Regions from separate parts of the Mus musculus genome. Here region 1 is linked to region 2. The links are chromatin contacts, found by POLR2A ChIA-PET in ENCODE. All regions are on one chromosome and are shown on one strand. Each heading gives the region's core, a stretch centred on a gene start or an enhancer-like site at or near the end of the contact. The rest is flanking DNA. Distances are from core to core; before and after follow the strand shown. Region 1 holds the start of Stac2 (SH3 and cysteine rich domain 2). Region 2 holds the start of Fbxo47 (F-box protein 47).

Region 1 (3,803 bases), core at 756-3,255, 170 kb after region 2:
TAAAAGAGTTTGAGGCCAGCCCTGGATACACAGTGAGTTATAGCCCAGCTAAGGATACTTAGCAAGACTGCTGGTCTCAAAAAGCCAAGAGCCTTGGACACGGAGAGTGGCAGGGTCCCCAAGTGCAGGCACAGGGTAGCTACCTGGATAGCTTCAGTAAGACTCCATGCTAACCCTGCTCACTGCGGTGATGACCTTGACCTTGAATTAACCTCATATTCTTAAGGGTCCGGTCAAGATGGACAGAGAAGAAAGATGGTCGGTAGGAAGTGCTGTGTAGGAGCTTGTGACCCCAGAGAGCCTCAAGACACCGCCCATTTCTGGTTCTCACCACGTATTGCTTGGTCACAGGACCAGGACGGTAACAAACACCAGGGTGGAAGGGAGAAAGGAGGAAGTCTTGTCCTGAAGTCTAGGGAAGGGAGAGGGCTCCCTCCCACAGTATCCTCTCTTCCCATTTCCCGGCGCTCAGATAGCTTCCCACAGAACTTCATGAACATCTAGAAGTTGGGGAGGGGGCAGACTCATTAGGAGTGGGAGGTGGAATGTAAGCGACAGCCTCCCCCACCTCTTTCAGTGCCCGCAGTCTGGGCTCCGCCTGCCTTCATAGGAGAATAATTTATTCATTGTGACTCCCGCAAGAGTAACAATCATAGATAATTAGGGTTAATTATGACATTCATTAATTACGATGACTTCTTCTTTTGATTCTGCCCTCTCTCCTCCCCTCTCCTGGTTCTCCAAGCGGGGGGTGGGGCTGCCTCTGGCTCTGGAACCGCAACACTCCGGGTCCCCGCCCGCCACCGACGGCCCGCGCTGCCGCAGCCCCCAGCGCCGGCTTGAAAGCTGCGCACCCGGGGCCGCAGCCTTTCGGGCCCCCAGCCTAACCGGTCCGCGAGGTGCGTGCCAGGCTGCTGTGGGTCAGAGAGGGACGCCGGAGACACACAGAGGAGCACGTAGGGAAGCAAAGAGAAGCGGAGAGTCTGCACGCTCCGAGGAGACGGTTGTGGCTAGGAATTCAGAGGCAGGAGAGAGGGGGCCCCGGGGAGCCGCAGACAGCGATGTGGCGGCCCCGGGAGGGTGCGCCCCGCACGCACACACGCGCGCGTACACCGGCCCACACCCGCTACACACGGCCACACACGCCCTGCGCCTCCGCTGCGCCGATTCCCTCCAACAAAGCCGAGTTACAACCGCCCAGGAGGGAGCCGGAGCGCGTCGGCGCCTCGCGCGTTCTGGCGGGTCGTGCTCGTGTGATCTGCTCCTTGGGTCCCCTCGTCGCGAACCCTCTCCTCCTTCCCCGGCACGGCGCGCAGCCTTAGGAATCACGCGGGCCCGGTTTAGCTTCCGTAACCCCAAAGGGACCCAGCCACTGTGATCAGCGCTCCAAGTCAGAGATGCCCGGGCGGGGCCAGGCCTCGCACCCCACGACTTACCTTGGTTTCTTGGAGGGTGGAGACGGTCCCTGGGGGGGTATGGGTGGCCGCGTCATCCGGTTCATTCTCCTTCTCGCTCATTTCGGTCATGGTTGGGGTATAAAGGAAGAGAGGGTGCGGAGACCCGACGGCAGGCCCGCTGGGGTCAGGCTGTGAGTGGCGGGCGTCTCTTTGGGACTCTCAAGCCTTTCTCCAGGGGCAGCTCTTCAGTGACCCCAGGAGAAACCCTCCCAGGCAAAGCAGCCCCCTAACCCCAGGCACCAGGGGAGAAAGTTGTCGGTGTGGCAGGGGAGAGGGAGGCAATTACCCCGAGCCGCGGAAGCTGGACGACCCGGGGTGTGAGGACCAAGGGTCTGCAGAGGATGCTGCGCTCCGCGGGAGGAGGAGGGAAGTAGGGATGCGCGGATGTGCAAAGCCAGGGAACGACCGAGCTGTCCGAGTCCGGCCGGCTCCGCCGTCCTCTGCGCCCGCCCCCCATCTCCCTCCCCCTCCCCGCGCCGGCCCCAGCCTTGCACCCGGCGGCCCCTCCGCCCAGTCCTAGCCTCCCAACTTTGATTTAGGAGGTCGCCTGGTCCCTCCCCCTTCCCTCCGCCACTCCCCCGCGCAGCTATGCAAATGAAGGTTCTCAGCTATTGGCTGCGGTGGTGGCTAGGAGGGCCAGCTGGGTGGAGTCTTGGGGGGCTCGACAAGATGGGGAGGGGTTTGGAGGGTAAAGAAGCGGAGGGGTAGTTTTACAATGGAAAGCCCGAAATGGGGGCCGATAGGTGGGGAGACAAAATTGAAGGAGGGCTGGGACAATGATACTAGAGTCTGGAAATGCAAATAATTCGAGGATGCCGCAGAATAGCCGAGAGGAAAATCAAAGTTACAGCGTTCTGATAGTGCACATTGGAAGATGCCGCACCTTGACAGAGAAAAAGACCCGCTCGCCCCATTAACTTGATGCCTTTCTAGAATCTCATCAAATTATACATACCACTACTAGACTTATAGACGCTCCCTGAAGCAGAGAACAGGCTGTTTTGTGTGTGTTTATGATCCGCGTGCTCTTATGTCTGACTGTATGAGAAGCGCACGTGTGAGTTTGGTTGGCAGAGGTTAGCTTCCAGTTCCATTCCTCAGGAGCCATCTACCAAGAAATTTGAGTCTGAGTCTCTCATTGTAAGCCAATTTGGCTAGAGTGGCTGGCCGTGGAGCCCCAGAAATCCTGTCTACTTTCCCAGTGCTGTGGATTTGGCCCTTTTAAATAGAGGCTGGAGATTAAAGTCAGGCCCTTATACTTGAATGATTTTAAACTATCCTAGCGTGCCGGGGCGTGGTGGCACACACCTTTAATCCCAGCACTTGGGAGGCAGAGGCAGGAGGATTTCTGAGTTCAAGGCCAGCCTGGTCTACAGAGTGAGTTCCAGGACAACCAGGGCTACACAGAGAAATCCTGTCTCAAAAAACCAAACCAAACAAAACAACAACAACAACAAAAAACTATCCTAGCAGTCTACATTTTTTATTTTTGAGACAGGGTCTGTCTATGTCTCCCAGGTTGGCCTGGAATGCACTATGTAGCCCAGGCTGGCTTCAAACGCATCATCTTCCTGCTGCAGTCTCCCTAATGTTAAGGTTACAGACTGAAGACACCTTAATGAGTCAAAAGTGAAGCCAAACCAGGCATGGTGGTGCATGCCTATAATACCAGCAACCGAGAGCCAGAGGAAGCCATATCTCTCTGTGAATTTCAGGCCAGTCTCATCTACAAAGTAAGTTCAGACCAGTTAAGATTATAGTGAGATCCTATCTCAAAAGAAAAAATAGCCGGGCGGTGGTGGTGCACGCCTTTAATCCCAGCACTTGGGAGGCAGAGGCAGGTGGATTTCTGAGTTCCAGGCCAGCCTGGTCTACAGAGTGAGTTCCAGGACAGCCAGGGCTACACAGAGAAACCTGTCTTAAAAACTAAAAACAAAAAACCAAAATCAAAAACAAAAAAATAAAAAATAAAAATAAAACAAAACTCAAACTGAAAAAAAGGCTAGGGCAGACAGCTTTTCGTTGTGGATGGAAAATCAGGCAACCATGAGCCTTAGTTTTCCTGTCTGGACTTGAGCAGAAATGGACTTCCATTATCATCCAGGAAGTCTCCAAACCTCTCTAAGTTAGGCTCTTCTAAAATCCTGCAACACCTGAAATATGGTCACCCATAGGCCCTGGTGTTCTCTCCCCACTCAGTCTGAAGGTGCTTCCTCTTATTCCTCTTCCTCTTCTAAAATATCTTTATTCTTATTTTATGTGCATTAGTGTTTTGCCTACATGTGTAGGTGTGAGAGTGTCAGATTCCCTGGAACTGAAGTTACAGACAGTTGTGAGCTGCCACAT
Region 2 (3,643 bases), core at 524-3,023:
GGCAGATCTCTGGGTCTGAAGCTAGCCTGATCTACAAAACTATTTCCAGAACACCAAGGACTACCCAGAGAAATCCTGTCTCAAAAACCAAACAAACAAATGACTATAGTTGCGCTTTACTTCAGATTTCAGTGAAATTTCAGATTAGTAATTGTGAAAATGGCTACCTTTACACAATATGTTTATTTTTATAAAACACAGCTAAGTGAAAGAAAACTAAATTCACTCATGTATTTTGGTGTTTATATTACTGTGAAAATTGTATTTATGTATTCATTTTCGACAAAAAAGTAAGGACTCATACTATTTTGTAATCTTATTACAATTTAATTCAATGCCAATACATGTATTTCTACAAGAATATGTATTTTAATATCCTCATGTAATTCCAAGTGGAAGAATTCTGATTGACTTAATTAAAAAGGTTGTTATTAATTTTAATTTTTCTTTTGTTCTCTTTCTTTCTTACCTTTTTTTTTTTCCTTATTTTCTCTGTGTAATAATGCTGGCTGTCCTGGGACTCACTCAGTAGACCAGGCTGGCCTCACAGAGATCCAGTCACACAGATCCATCTGCCTCTGCCTACCAAGTGTTGAGATTAAGGGCGTGCAACACCACTGCCATGCTTACTACAGAATTTTCAAGTATTTTTACTATAATAAAACATAAATTTGCTTTTTCTTCCAGAAACTTCCATCCTAGTCAGACTAGTGTGGGGCTAAACAACCTCCTCCCAGGGGTCTTTATCACCTATTAAGGGTATAGACATAACGTGTATGTATAATTTTTCACTTAAATCTCTGAGAGAAAAAAAACAAAAACCAACTGATCCCAGTTATTTCAAAACTTAGACTCAACTGGCGAACAGCTATAGTCCCAGCAACAAGGGAGACAAAGGCTGAGTTCGAGGTCAGCCTGGTCTGTGGGAGTCTAACAGTGCAAGTCCCACAGCAGCTGGGGTGGTTTCACAAAGAAACACTGTAGTGGAAACAAACTAACAAACAAACAAAAAGCCAACAAAACAAAAGAAAACAAAACCCCAACATTTAAGTCTCCCTTTCCTCCCTCAGACCTATTTTAGGGGTGGAGGAGCGCAGGATTTTGTGGAAACAGTACCTATTTCCTACCAAACTCTTCCTGCTTTCCCCTTAGCCTGAAGGTACGAAGCGCACAAGCCCTGTGACAATGGGATACAGTTTTTCCCTTGTGGCTCCCCGGCGGGCGTGGAACTCTCGAGCCTCCTGCCTCGGCCTCCGAGGAGCCGGTGACAGGCAGCACTGCCCCGCCCACGCACCGAGAACGGGGCGGGTCTAAGGGCGCCGACCTCGTCCCTGCCCCCACACCCTCTTCCGGAGGGGAAAAAATACCCCAGCAAGTCACCGCGCTTTGTCTTAACGTTCCTTTGCCAGCGCTAAACACCGCCAAAGAGGTCACCTAGGGAACCAGAGCAGAAACTGGCCCGCATAAAAATCAAATAGGACCTGCTGAAAAACACGCAATTATTTCTACCGGAAGTACTGGGGAATATAAAACACTTGTTACCACAGATTTCGACAGTTTTTCCGGCTACAGTATCACAGGAAAGTGGGATTTAGTCGTCTCGTCCCACCATCCTCAGATTTCACAAATACTTAAAAATAAAAATAAATAAAAAATTAAAAAAAAAAATCTCCTCAGGCTTTTCCCGCCAGATAATGGGGGCGGATCCTGCTCCGCTCTCTCCGCTCCGCCCCGGAGCTGCGTCCTCAGCTCTCGGGCGCCCCCGTCGCCTCAAGTAGATTTTAGAATTCTCCCAGGAGCCCCAGCGGGAGGAGGCTCCGCCCCCTCATGAATATCGAGCAGCCTCGCCTCCTCTGCCCCTCCCCTCATGAATATTCAGAGATCTCCCGGGAACCCTGCGGGCGGAGCCTCACCCTCTCAAGAAAGGATGAGACGCCGGGATCCTCGGCTCTTTTGCCTCCTCTCTTGAATCGCTCGGAGCACTCCCAGGAGTCCACGCACGGGAGGAGGCCCCACCCCCTCGCGAATAGAAAGAAACCTCGGCTCTTCAGTCTTTCCCTTATGAATACCCAGAACCTTCTCGGGAAACGCCCCCAAGCAGGCCACGCCCTCTCATGAATACTAAGCAGAGGCTCCCATGGTGCCCTCCTGTTCAGGGATGTTATTCGGAGTGAGGCCCTTAAAAGCCCGTGCTACCTCCATTTTAGACACCAAGTTGCTGAACGGGAGAAACGGGAGCTCTTATGGTAGGGTAAGTGGGGAGGCTGTAAATGGAGATCTCAAACTTGGAGGAGTTATACGCTCCACTACGTTTTTTTACACTCAGGTTTTAAAAAAAAGATTTTATTTACTTTACGTTTAGGAGTCCACTTTTGCTGTCTTCAGACACCCAGAAGAGGGCATCAGTTCTCATCACAGATGGTTATGAGCCACCATGTGGGTGCTGGGAATTGAACTCAGGACCTCTGGAAGAGCAGTCAGTGCTCTTAACCACTGAGCCATCTCTCCATCCCTACACTCAGTTTTAAGGCAGTTTCCGATTCACTCTTCCCCTGGGCCAACAGGATCTGTCACAAGAGCTTTTCATTAAAAAGTTGTTAGATGCCTGGTGTGATGGCATTTCCCGATGGAGGCAGGAGGCTAAACCAGCCTAAGCTACTTGAGAATCTGGCTCAACCACCCCACCCCCAAAGCCCTTAATATTAAATTCTCATTTATTTACAGATTCTGTGTCTTTTTCTTTTCTCTTTTTCTTTGAGACAAGGTCTTGTTGGGTAGTGCTAGGCTAGCCTAAACCTCTGACTCTTGCATGAGCCAGTTACAGTGCTGGGATTACAAAAATCATGATCCAGTATGCAGGGCTTGATTCAGATGGAAGCCTGCAGTGGGGCAGGCTGTCTGGGAGGCCTTAAAGATATAACAGAATGATACATATTATTTGAGACTGGGTCTCTTGTAGTCCAGGCCTCCTAGACTCCTCAGGTACATAGGCATATATATTCAGGAAAAACACCTATCCACATAGAAACACAAGAAAACCAAACAACCAGTTAAAGTAGATAACAGATACCCTGACTTCCCTGGGTTGGAGTAGCCTAGCGGTAGAATGCTTGCCTAGAACACACTGGAGCCTAGTTTCCACCCCTAGCATCCTCAAAGTCCTGACTTCCCTCTTCTAAATCTTCCTCCAGGTTTCTTTTGGAAATCTGTACCTCTTAGATGTTGGGAGCATTAGCATTAGTATGTACTTAGCAGATGTGAGGTCCCAGGTTCAAACCCCCACCCTACCCCCAAAAAGCAAAAAAAAAAAAAAAAAAAAAAAAACCCACTTTACATGACTTTTTCTGTAGCCATACTTACTTCCCCAAGTGGTGCTGTAACCTTGAGATGACCTGTCTCGTATCTCATTTACTAAATTAGGACAGATACTTCAGTACTACCTGCCCCCTGCCTTCCTTATCCTGTACCTTAATTCTTGTACTCAAACAGCAGATGAAATAATAGCTGAAGGAAGGCTTGGGTGCAAACCTGTCATTCCAACTACTTGGGAGGCAGAGGCAGGAGGATCACAAGTTCAAGGCCTTCCTTGGAGACACGGGGTTAGGTCAAGGCCAGTCTGAGGAAGTTGATAAGACCCTGTCTC

Evidence for each region. ChIA-PET counts read pairs that join two places held with the same protein, here RNA polymerase II (POLR2A).
Region 1: POLR2A ChIA-PET joins it to region 2 with 10 read pairs in embryonic stem cell. The contact joins the promoter of Stac2 here to the promoter of Fbxo47 in region 2. POLR2A ChIA-PET finds 5 or more read pairs at or near these places in 4 of 5 experiments (Patski and embryonic stem cell).

Annotation. Positions count from the first base shown.
Region 1 is chr11:98,051,457-98,055,259 of GRCm38, forward strand. It overlaps Stac2 (SH3 and cysteine rich domain 2), which reads right to left and starts at 2,006. Exons shown (of 11, transcript NM_146028.4): 1 at 1,437-2,006. The coding sequence starts at 1,526.
Region 2 is chr11:97,882,381-97,886,023 of GRCm38, forward strand. Fbxo47 (F-box protein 47) reads right to left here and starts at 1,774. Exons shown (of 11, transcript NM_001081435.1): 1 at 1,543-1,774.